Linked DNA regions of Homo sapiens: region 1 is linked to region 2. A link is a contact called in ENCODE Hi-C or POLR2A ChIA-PET data. All regions are on one chromosome and are shown on one strand. The core of a region is the stretch at or near the end of the contact, and the rest is flanking DNA. Distances in the headings are between cores, read along the strand shown.

Evidence for each region. A loop is a pair of places that touch in the nucleus more often than their neighbours do. ChIA-PET counts read pairs that join two places held with the same protein, here RNA polymerase II (POLR2A).
Region 1: a map of natural killer cell shows a loop between it and region 2 (9-fold over the local background). The contact joins two enhancer-like sites. A Hi-C loop is called at or near these places in 1 of 168 maps with a recorded cell type or tissue (natural killer cell). POLR2A ChIA-PET finds 5 or more read pairs at or near these places in 2 of 52 experiments (MCF 10A and activated B cell).

Annotation. Positions count from the first base shown.
Region 1 is chr2:144,657,939-144,664,344 of GRCh38, forward strand. No RefSeq gene overlaps it. Among named protein-coding and RNA genes, the nearest start is that of TEX41, 6.8 kb to the right of the region's middle. Within about 2 kb of position 1,918, at least 9 of the 41 ENCODE cell types and tissues checked have a DNase peak (open chromatin) inside an H3K27ac peak, as active enhancers do; they include natural killer cell, where a contact is called at or near this core.
Region 2 is chr2:144,458,217-144,464,249 of GRCh38, forward strand. The region is part of intron 2 of ZEB2 (zinc finger E-box binding homeobox 2); the gene reads right to left. Among named protein-coding and RNA genes, the nearest start is that of ZEB2-AS1, 58 kb to the right of the region's middle. Within about 2 kb of position 3,220, at least 12 of the 41 ENCODE cell types and tissues checked have a DNase peak (open chromatin) inside an H3K27ac peak, as active enhancers do; they include natural killer cell, where a contact is called at or near this core.

The sequences.
Region 1 (6,406 bases), core at 668-3,167, 200 kb after region 2:
ACAGATCCTGAGATATTACTCATCTTCTTCATCTGTTTGCTTTTATGTATGTTCATCTCAGTATTAAATAGAATATTAAATGATAGATTTTTCATAAAGTAGGACTCTAATAGAATTTAAACAGGGAAATCCAAACATACATTATGAATAATTGCATATAAAAATTGCAATTCTTATGTAGTTTATCAGGATGAAAATGAAATAATAGCTCATCATCACTGTGTAAAGCCATCAGGTTTATGTGATGTTAGGAAAAATCCTCTTAAGGTCAGATAATTATTTTGTGAAATAAGCAGAATTCCCTATTATAATTTGTGAAAACTTTAAAACTAGATGAATTGATATTATGCTTCTAAAATATTTTTTTCAATTATTTGCACCCAGAGTCTTATGACTCCTTAGTCAGATTTTGTGCATTTTCTCCAAGTACATTATTTTCTTTTAAAAAGCTAGCCTCAGTGGGGCTGAGAGAACTCAAGAGGCACATACATAAATTGTCTTAATTTCTGAGAAGTGTGGGTCTGACAATCACTTAAAACAATATAGTTGATATGGCTGTCAGGACAGACTCTTTTCAAAAGAATGTTTTTATAGAATATCATCATGACACTTTGCTCAGATGGATGTCTTTAACAGTATTTGATTAATGTAACGTAATAAAAGAGATGCACACCAAAGTGTCTGTACATGTCTTGTTAAGTATGTTTGATTCATTATATGTGGTTCTCAGTTCTTTCCTCTTTCCACAGTTCACTTTTTATCATTTCAATAATATATCTATAAATATGAAAAAGTTGGCCCTTTCAAAGTCTTTGACATATATAGCTATTAATTCATAACTCTAAAAAATCGTATCTTTCAACCTGTCATTTTAAAGCTTGTAGAGTTTATTACAGCAAGTAACCTGTGTTAGAAATTAGATTTTGAACTTTAGCAAGAAGATAAATAAGCTCATGTACCTAAATGTTAAAGAAAAGATACCTAGACATAGTTCTAAGTTAGAATGATATGAAAAGATCACTTATTAAAGATTATAATTTTAAACTCCCTGAAGATAATATTAAAGTTTATATTGTTTACCAGTTTCCCACTTATTTTGTTTTCCATCTCCAGATATCAATCATTGAGCAAGCTTGTTATAAACAAAGCTCTCCAATTACAGTTCCATGATCATCTTTGTTGCAATGAGTTGATGAGTTCAACTTCATGGTTTATATACCAATGACATAGAAGGTTTTAAGTAAAAGTATTCTGATGGCATACTAATAGTAGTACAATTGAGTATCCCTAATTTGAATGTCTGAAATCTGAAATGCTCCAGATTCTGAAACTTTTGAGCACTGATAGGACACTGAAAGGAAATGCTCATTGAAACATTTCAGATTTTCAATTTTTGGATTAGGGATGCTGAACCAGCATAATGCAATAAAGGAAAAAAAAAAAAGGTCCAAAATCTGAAACTCTTCTGGTTCTAAGCATTTTGGATAAGGGATACTCAACCTGCCTTTATTTATATACACATTTTAGGTGTTACTGTTTTAACAGGGGTAAGCCCTGTATGGTAGATGCTCTTTTACTTGCATTTCACTGATGAGGAAGCTGAGGCAGAAATCACATGCCCCAGATCATACAGATGCTAAGGGGCCGAGCTGGGCTTAAAATTCAGCAGTCTGGCTCTGAAGCTCTTGAACTCCTTGAGAGAGCGCTAAACTTGGAATGTTTTCTTCGTGGTGCCTTTGGTCCTGCTTCATATTCTTTAATGCATAGGTAACAGCTTGGCTCCCTCACTTCCCACGCTCCTTTTCTTGGTTCAATTAAGCAAATCATGGCCCAACATCAGGGTAGCAAGCCTGCAGTGTTCCACGTAATGAGCTGTGACTCATGGATGATTTGGGGGTTTTGGGTGCCAGGCTAGCACATCATGTGTGAATAAGCTTGTGGCAGGGGCTGAGGGTGAGGCCTGAGGACATGGTTTATGTTGGAGCCTCGCGGTGTTCTGGGTGACTCATGTACACTCAACCGCAGAGTCATGAACCGCTTGCACACACCCAATGTCAGGTTCACTCCGAGGCTGTTCTCCCACAGCCATTTTACAACTCTATCTGTGAAAAGCACAGAACGTATTTTGACCTTTTCACCGTGGGATCCTGAAGGGGACTTAAAGAACAGCCTTCAGGTCCTGCTGGTCCCTTCCTGGGAAGACTTTTATTCCCTCGGAGCTAAGAAAGACACCTAGATGGTGCCTTCCTCTCTCTTGTGCTGCTTGGAAGGCATGGGCTTTGGGGTCAGCTAGACCCTGGGCTAGCTCTTGGTTATGTTCCCAACACCTCTGAGACCTTGGGCAACTGACTTATTGTTCTTGGACATGGCTTTCTTTGAAAACCATAAAACTTATAGAATGGGATGGGAGCATTTTAAAATACATTTATGGGAAATTAACACAGAAGACCTTGTTTAAACATTATTTTTAGTGGTCAGCCAATGGCTTCAGCTTAGGAATGACTGAGGCAAAAGCACTAATTAAGGATGGTAATTTTATTCATCTTTGTATCTGTTTAGTGTCAAGTTGTAGGAAGAGAGGGTTTAAAATATGAGCTAGTAACCCCCCCACACCCCGAGACTCTTTAAAACTATGAATAAAGTTAAGAAAACTGTGCAAGAACTAAGAGAAGGTCAAAGGAAAAGAAGCGATGGACATTGTAGGTTCGAAGCACACCAGGCACCTTCCAGGAGAGGAGAAAGTTCAGGAATGTGGCCCTCCCTGCACTGCAAATCCCTTTGTGGCCCCTTCAAGCCTCTAAGCTCTTTTACCTCAGCTCATCATTAATGCTGATCTCCCCAGGTAGGGGAGAGGAGGTGGACTTAGGAGGCTTAACTACATTGCTTAGGATTGTATATTTCAGAGACACTGACTGATGTGAGTCACACAATTATAGTTCTGAGTCCTCCTCTGTTCTTGAGTATAGAGATTGGAGAGGAAAGCTGTGTTTGTGATTTTAGAGTGCCCGGGTCAGGCACTTCCTTTTTGTATGTGTTTTGGGCAAGCCCCTTACCTTTTGGAGCCTAACTTACCACCCCTGGGAAGTGAGGGAACTGAACTTAGTGCTCTCTAAGGCCCTGTTTGAGTTTGCATGCCATTGACTCTGGACTTTTCTAAATAAACAAGTAAACTTACAGTTACCATGGAGAATGTCTGTGTCCTTGCTGATCATTGTAAATGTCCCTGATGTCAAAATGCAGGATGATAAAAAGTGAAGTTGAAAAATGAGGAAGGAGTGTGACAGGGAGTGATCTTAATCGTTTTGCAGGGTGTGCACTTTTTAGGCTGCCTAAGGGCAGAATTGAAATATATGCCTTCTGCCAGCATATTTCAGAGTCAGCCGAACTACATTTTGGTTAGGAACTACCTTGTCCAGAAAGAGAGGGGATGATAATCAAAGCAAGGGCAGTCCCAGAGCTCAGATGATCCCTTTTTCCTGGTGAAGGATATCCTTGGATGGTTGATTTTCTATTGAGCCTTTAAAAGAGAACGCTAGGCTTAACAAAGGGTCAAGAGTCCACAGCTGAGGAGGCCGAGAGGAGCCAGGGAAAGGAAGTGGTTTAAAAGACTTACTGCTATTATATTAGTAATAAATTTTTTCGAATTTATTATTGAAATTTATATATATATTTCAAAAATATACCAAAATAGAGTGAAGTGTATGATGGATCTCTACATTCCTATCAAGAGTCAACCATCAATTCATGGCCAATCTAGTCTAACCTGTATCTTCATTTAATCTTGTTTTAACAAAATTCTTTTGAGACAAATCTTGTTCAATTTCATCTGCAAATATTTCCAAAGGTATTTCTAAAATTAAGGGCCTTTTTAATTTAAAAGGCAAATGCAATAATGTTAAAACATCTAAAAATTAACAAAAAATTTTTAATTGTATTCACTAGCAAGTCAATGTTTAAATTTCTCCAATTGCCTCATATACATATTTTTTTAAAAATTTGTCTGAATCTCGATCCTAATAAGGTCCATAGAAAGCTATTGGGGAATATGTGTCTTAAGTCTCTTTTACTCTACAGGTTTCCTTCCATCTTTCTTTCTTTCTTTCTTTCTTTCTTTCTTTCTTTCTTTCTTTCTTTCTTTCTTGTGAAGAAACTAGGCCATTTTTTCCTGTGAATTTTCTGATTTTGATGATTAAATTTCTGTGTTATCTTTTGATATGTTCCTCAGTCTTTTCTATTTCCTGTAAATTGATATCTAAATGTATGATTAGATTCAATGAGTTTTTTTTGGCAAATATATTTCATACATGTGTCATGTATTCTATTAGGAGACAAACAATGCTTGATAGTCTCTTTTTTGTGGTATCAGTAGCCATTATTAATCATTGTCCAGATCCCTTAATTCATTAGAGGCTGCAATACAATATATTCATTCTATGAATATAATTCCTTTTAATCTAGTAGTTGTAATATTTCTAGAAGAAACTTTTCCTGTTTGATTACACTGAGGAAATATATGTTCATTATATTATCTGTATGTAAAACCCAGGCTAAATACTGGATTTAACCCCTCATTTCCAGTTTCAGCCTATTTTGCAGCCTTCTTCAGAAGTGACCAATGATAGCTGTGTGTGTTTTAAATTGTATTTTTTTGAATGCATGGACTTAAAAATATTTAGCCTGGAAATTTTCGAGTCAGATGAATATAGGTTTGAGCTCTGGCCCTGCCTGTTACCTCAGAGAGTCTTTCCCTTTCTTCTCATGGCTAAAGCCTAGTCACTTTGGGCTCTCATGGGTCTTCTGTAGGGAAGCTTTCCTTAACTTTCCTGAGAAGGGCAAATGAATCTCTCTGAGACTCAGTTTTCTCATCTATAAAATAGGGGCCATACTACTGATGCCATCTGACATAGTTGTGAAGATTAAGTGAGATAGTGAGTACAGAACCATCCATTATAGGCATTCAAAGTTCTCCACTTTTATTGTTATTTTGTATCTAACAACTTTGGACACTTAACTCCTGTGGTGAATTGTTTTGCTATTATCTCTATCTTGAAAGTATTGTTGGAGAAACAATCATGAAAAAATATTTTTCTACTTCTGTTTATGAAGATGCAAAGTCACATGGCAAATTATCAATATTTTTTATGAAGATGCAAAGTCACATGGCAAATTATCAATATCTAAAATGTTCTGAAAGGTGGAAGAGAAAGAAACAGTATTCAAGAGTCTTGTCCCAAGGTGTTGTGGGGGAGACAAGGTAATAATTGAGAACTATATATAAAAATAAGTACAAAGAATTATATGAAGCAATTAAATCTGATGGGCTGGATGGACTTACTTACGTTAGGGAAGGGTGTCTAGGTACATTGGATTCAAAAGCGGAGGAAGAAACTACTTTGGAGGAGTCTTTGTGAGTGGAAGGGAAATCCTGAAGTTAGGGTTGGTCTCCTTCTCAAAAAAAGGAAGTTGTTGCTTTAGGAGGGTTGACTAAATACCCTGACAATACTCACTTGACTAAAAATATCTCTTCCATGGGCTTGAAGTCCTAAAGCCAGAACCAGAAGCGTAGCTTGTTCCTGCTGCACACCGTTCTGTGTTCCACCTCCGGAATCTTGCCCAGGCTTATCCTTCCTCGGGAATGTCCTTCTTGTTTGCCTTCTTCACCTGCTTACTCCCACTTATTTTACACGATGCCAGGAGTCAGGGCTTTAGAGGGTCTTTCTCAGTCCCTTCCTTTACTGCACCATTGGGGTAGGGCCTCAGTGACGTTTTCCCATCTTATCCTGTACACGTTCCCATCACAGCATTCATCATACTGCTCATATCCACTGACTTCTCTGGACTCCAAGCACCACAAGGGTAGAGACTCTCTTAATCTTCTCTGTAACCTCAGCACAGTGGCCAGCACATATGTGTGCTTAAGAAATAATAAATACAATAAATTTGTAGCTGGGTGCAGTGGCTCTTGCCTATAATCCCAGCACTTTGGGATACTGAGGCAGGAGGAGTGCTTGAGCTCAGAAGTTTGAGAGCAGCCTGGGCAACATAGCAGGACCCCATCTCTACTAAAAATAAAAAAAAATCAGCTAGGCATTGTGGCCCGTGCCTGTAGTCCCAGCTACTTGGGAGGCTGAGGCAGGAGGATCACTTGAGTCCAGGAGTTGAAGGCTGCAGTGATCTATGATTGTGACACTGTACTCCCCCTGGGCAGCAGAGGGAGACCCTGTCTAAAAAAAGAAAGAAAGAAAGAAAGAAAGAATAAATGGGTGATTGAAGTTTTACCCGTTTATTTGTAAATTTAAATTTGGACAAGTTACCCGGAAGTGTAGACCAGTAATGTGTTAACACATGAACCTAAATGAGTTATCTGGTTGACTCCTTTATAGGAGCAGGAACAGGGTGGTGGTGA
Region 2 (6,033 bases), core at 1,970-4,469:
GAAGTAAAGGTAAATTTAAAAAGCAAATTAAAAATGTCAACAAAGTTTTCATAACATCTTAAAATTACCTAACTTTCTACTTTTAAAACTGAAATACCAACTCTGGATGACTAGAAATTGAATCGGAAATGCCCCCCAGTCTTTAGGTTGGCACTAGGGAAAGACCTATAACAAGTTGCCTGATTTTCCTAAGAATACATTGAGAGAGGGTTTGCAGTTCTCGCCAGCTGGAGGAGTCTTCCTGGTATTGATTGATTATCACAGTATTCACCTTGGAATGATATAGATATACTGGATATTATGAAGCTTGGAATTTTAAAAAAATTACCATTTTGTAATTTTGTTCACATTCCAACTGACAGAAGACACAAGAGATACTTCAATTTTCTAAGAGAATGAAAAAAAAATCTTGCCCATTCTTCTGAAATTTAAGTAGGCAGCCCTTGAAAGATCACTGGGAAAAGTCTGTATTTTCTCAGGTTTAACTAAATAATTTATGCATACTTTCACTTTGGCATGATGAAGCAATTTTAGCCTTTAAAACCCACAACTACTCAGGAGGGAAAAGGTCTGGTTCCTGCAACTTAAATAATTTAAACATCCAGGTGGAAATGCTTTCAGCAGTTTCCCTTTTTGAGACAAAGGACGAAGACCAGAATTTTGAGATACCAAGAATAAAGAATTGATAAAAGACGTAAGCTCGGATGTATTTAATTTAGAATGGGAATCTTGCAATATTTTTTGAATGATAGAGACCAGAGTGAGGTGTGAGGTGAAACGTCTGCTTGCCTGCTGTTTATAATAAATGAACACATAGAAAATAACATGTCAGTATAGCCCTAAGCCACACATATATGTATTACATATATAAACATAGCATACACAAATAGAAATATCTATAAAGCTACTATAACCCCATAACCCACGTCAGCCCAAGCTTTAAGCATTAGGTAGCTACTGGAGATCTTAGAGGAAGCTGTGTTAAGAAATATTGTGCTTTAATCCCTGGCTTCTTGGGTTATATAAATGTGTATATCTTTTGATATACAACTAAGGAGAGTAAGATAAATGAAAATGGAACAAAATGTCACTTCTGTAGGACACGGGGCTGCAAAAAGGACAGAAGGAACTACTAAAATACTAGAGGAGATTTTGATATGTAGGTACCCAGCACAATCAGCCCTCTCAGTCCATGGCCTCTTAGCCTGAAGTCAGATTTCAGAACTGCCATGGGGAAATTTACCTTCTCACTTGCAGGTCTGTAATGATATACTTGTAAAGGAGTGTGGGACTTGGAACACTGCCCGTGTAAATTTAGAGCACAGCTTATAATCAGAAAGTTTTGAGGGTTAAAAAATTTCCTGCTGTCTTATCAACATACTAAAAAAATGCATAGGGCACTTTGTGTTGTAATTTCTTGTGGGAGAGAAAAACACTTCACAACTCATAAAGCACTGGTCGTTATTATTTCTAAAAAATCTTTGTCACATCCATATCTGATGCTCATGTAAAGATGACAATCAGCTAAGGTACGAAATAAGGTAACAGAGCTAAAGAGAATTGGTTTCCTTTAGAGTTAAGCATAACCAAAATTATACAGGAAGGGTAAAAAGAGATCTTGCTACGTATGTATTCTTTAAAATGAGTGCAGGCTTCATTCTCTCATAGAGGAAAACAGGCTCGTAGATTTTAACACTCCGAAACTTTTGGCCCTGTGCATCATAGGCATGCAACATACTGGGTCCCGTAAGGAGAGATCCTGAAGAAAATATGAAGAAAGGTTACCCTCCGAGCCAACAGGAAAGGTTAAGGTTGGCCAGGGCTGCATAAGACAGGGTTGCTGAAACCCAAAGGTCACATCCTGAACAAGGTTGCTATGTTATGATGATTTCATTCTGAATGCAATTCTGGCTTTGTTTTTGTTGTGGTGCTGTGGGTGAGGGCCACCCAAGTGACGTAGGTTAGAGATGTGGACTGGGGAAGAGTGATTAAACCATGGACACGTCAGTGTTGTTAAGGGATTTAAGAAATATTATTCTTGATCTATGTAAAGAGCTTGAACATCAACGGCTAAGGTATACAATGTGAAGTGAGGCCTAGAAAGAGACTGATATGGGGTGGGTGGTTGTTCTTTCATTTTCTTTTCTTTCTCTCTCTCTCTATTTATTTATTTATTTTTTGGTCATCCATTGACTTTAATTAAGCCCAGCCAGCCTTATAAGCATGGGAAACTTGGAGAACTTTTTTGTTTAAAGTGACCTTGTTCCCAGGATTTGCCCTACAACTTCTCTCAGCTCCACTGCAAGGATGAATATTCACATTGCTGCTCTGAATCTTAGAACGGGGCACCTGGCGTAAAAAAGAAAATTTCAATCTCATCTTAAGTGTAACACTGAGAGCACTGTTTTTTTTTAAGGAAAAAGAAACCTTTCTCCATAATCCTGCTGGTTATACTTCTTAACTGTATTATTTTAAGTCAATTAATTCAAATTTAAAAATAATGAAATTACTAGCAGAGACTCTAAACTTCTTTTAGTATATTAAATTGGGCAGATTGCTTCTCTCCTTCTAATTATGAATGTTGCAGTTACAAAAGAAACTGTCATTTTGATAGAGCAAAAGACAATCTGTCTGCCAAAAATGTCCAACCATAATTCTAAAAAAAAGTCATCGGCATCAAGAACATGCTACTTTGTTTGATGTACTGTCTTATTGGAAACCTGATTTGCTTTCAACCTCTGAGACAACACATAACATAAGTTTGTGTGACTAATTTTTCTTGGAAATATGAGTAATTAGAATTAGGGGCCATTTTCATAGCGGGAGTGGACAGGTTTTCAAAAAATTCAAAGTAAGTGCTATAGTTATTTTCTTTTCTTTTTCTTTTTTTTTTTTATCACACTCCTAAAACCAAGTAGAAGGGGAATGCTGGGCTTTGTACTGGATAATGTGAGTCCCCATGTAAATTGTGAGCGATTGCAAAGTACGGAAAGGTTTATTACCTAAGGTGAGCCCTCCCAGAGCTCCCGGAGTATAAAAGCATTAAGCGCATGTTCTAACAAACTCATAAAAATCAATAAACAGGAACCCCCCACCTGTGCAATGGCCCCAGTGTTAAGTTTTATACGTGTAGTAATAGTGCATATCAATTTTCACCACCCTTCCTACGCTAGCTATTACAGGGCCTACCACCACCGGAGGGACAGCGAGAGCCGCACCATTCATCCATCCCACAGAGTTGTCTACATGCCAGGCCCATTGCATCATTGTCAGTTTTATTCTATCTGCAACTGGACAAGGCTGCAGCCCTAGCTTCTATACACCCACTCAGTACCGCAACAATTGCAACTGTGTGCCTCTGTTTAAAGAGTTTACAAGTCCTTCTGAAAGAAAAACAGAACCGTTGCATATTAATGCCCCCAGGCCCTGGACGATCACACAATGGAAAGAGGAAAGACATGTCACTTCCATCGATATGTGACCTTGTCCAACTGCTGCAGTCTGTGGCTTCTCCACCAAGGTTTAAAAAATAATAATGCATTCTTGATAAGCATCTGGATGACCAGGTTTCTACAGCAACTAGTTATAATCAGAGTGCTCCTTAACAGCCAAAAGATTCGGAGAGCGCAGATCACCGTTTTATTACACACGTGGTAACATATGCTAAAAATTAGGCCTGAAATATGCAGCATTTTCACCAGGTTACAGAAATAACTACTAACATCACACTTATTTCATAATTAAAGGAAATCCTCCACCCACCTCCCCATTTTTACCAATAAAAGCAGAAAATATCACTGAATATGTAACCTTTGTACCACAGCCACTCTTTGCCATCCTTTCCTCTGTACAGGGTAAGGAGGGGGGACAGGCTTATTAAAATCCCAGCACTTGTTAGTAAAGAGGTGCAATAACTTTGGGAGGAATACTTCACTTGAGGCATTCTGGGAAAAAAGAAGAATAAAAGAAAAAAAAGAAGCCTCGTTTTAATTATAATCCAAATATAACTGCTCTGGAGTAATGAGGAGCATTTGAGAAGACAGCCTTCATTCAGACACGGAACTTGGGTGATGTTTTTCTTCCTTTTAAATGGTTCTGTTGGTTATACAGTTTTAACATGCCTGAAAAACAAAAGAAGGCCCTTGGTGATGACTCCGCTTCTCCCCTCCCCAGCAAAAACAAAACAAAAACAAAACAAAAAACAAAAGAAAACAAAAAACCAGGAGTTTTATCCATCTGAGGTTGCCTTTGATAGCACTCACAGCACGGAAGTGCCACTCACGGGTACTTAGAGCTGCGTCATTTAGGAGCATAAAAATAGAATAAAGTTGTGCAGCAAATGAGAAATTATGATATAACTCAAGTGCTATGGCATGAAACCGGCAAAATGAGCCATCTAAACATTTTTCAGAACCAAAAAATTAAAGAAAATGGAAACTGCAACTCTAGCATGATTTCTGTGAAGGTGTGTTTGAAGTCTTACTAACTTCAATGCCCTCCATGAGAATAGTTGCTATGGATATTATGAGAAAATTAGACATTTCTAGCACTGCAAAGAAAGTGAAGCAGTGCAGTTGTGAACAGCTGGCATACAATAGATAATTTAAGGGAAAGTGGCCCTCATGTATAATTTTTAACTGAAGAACTGTCAGGCCCCATTAGTTCCAACAGGGCCTGCCAGGACCAAGATCAGTTTATAGGAGTATTGTATTAGCACAGTTTCTGAAAGAGCAGTGTGAAAACATAATATGGGGATTTGGTAAATTCAGCATTTTAAAAAATTGTACACATTATTTGTTATACTGACACCATTGCTCTCTGCTTATGGGTTCTGAATGCAAACCCCAATAGGGTAGCAACTGCCACGGTAAACAATTTGTGAAAAAGCCCTTCTGAGCAGTTGGACTATGGTCAGAAGTAACCCCCAAAGTTAAAAGGGCAAAGCAAATGGTGGCTATCGTACGCCGTGGTGCTGAATGCTTCTGACTCAAAGGCCTTGAAAGAAATAGGGCAAAGGACAGAAAAACTATATAATATAAACTCAGTCAACCGAAGTTCTTGTTAGAAGTATGGAAATTTTTGGACAGCCTGTGAAGGATGTAACGAGATCTAATTGGGAATATAACATGTATGTTTCAAAACTAATAGCCAAAGCAAATCATAAGAAAAAAAAAGAAAAGAGGTTACCTATTCTCCGTCACATTGGCTATTTAAGCAAATATTGAAGCTTTCTTGGCACCTGGTTATCTCATTTAAACACATGGTGAAATAAAATAATATACACGTGACATGCCATAGTTTCAAATAGCACCATCTTTATTGAAAACATGGGCTGGGTGCAGTGGCTCACACTTGTAATCCCAGCACTTTGGGAGGCTGAGGTGGGAGAATCACTTGAGCCCAGGAATTCAAGACCAGTTTGGGTGACATAGTGAGACCCCGTCTCTACAAAAAATAAAAAAAAAAATTATCTGGGCATGGTGGTGCATGCCTGTGGTCCAAGCTACTTGGGAGGCTAATGCAGGAGGATGGTTTGAGCCTGTGAGGTCAAGGCTGCAGTGAACCATGATTGTGCCACTGCACTCCAGCCTGGGTGCCAGAGTGAGACCCTGTCTCAAAAAACAAAAAACAAAAAACAAAAAACAAAAAAAGAAAGACAGAGAGAGAAAGAAAGAAAGAGCAAGCGAGAGAGAGAGAAAAGAAAGAAAGAAAAGAAAAAGTAAAAGAAAAATGGATTCATGGTACAGGAAAGAGTGGATACTGAGGCTCAGGGAAGGCTTCATGGGGAAAGAGGTCATGGAGGTAATATGGAGCTAATATGTATACAAAACACTTACTTAGTCTAGAACCTTGTAGCTCGATAAATGGCTGTGTTTAGCATCTGGTGGAACACATTGTCCTTAATTTTACTGTGTGATATTGTGCAGTTTAAAATCATGTTTGCCTTACCTCTCTATCCTTAGGGAGAGCTGCTTGATATTGTCTTGTTGGTATTCCTTGGCGTAAATGTTTTGAGGAAATTTCAGACACTTA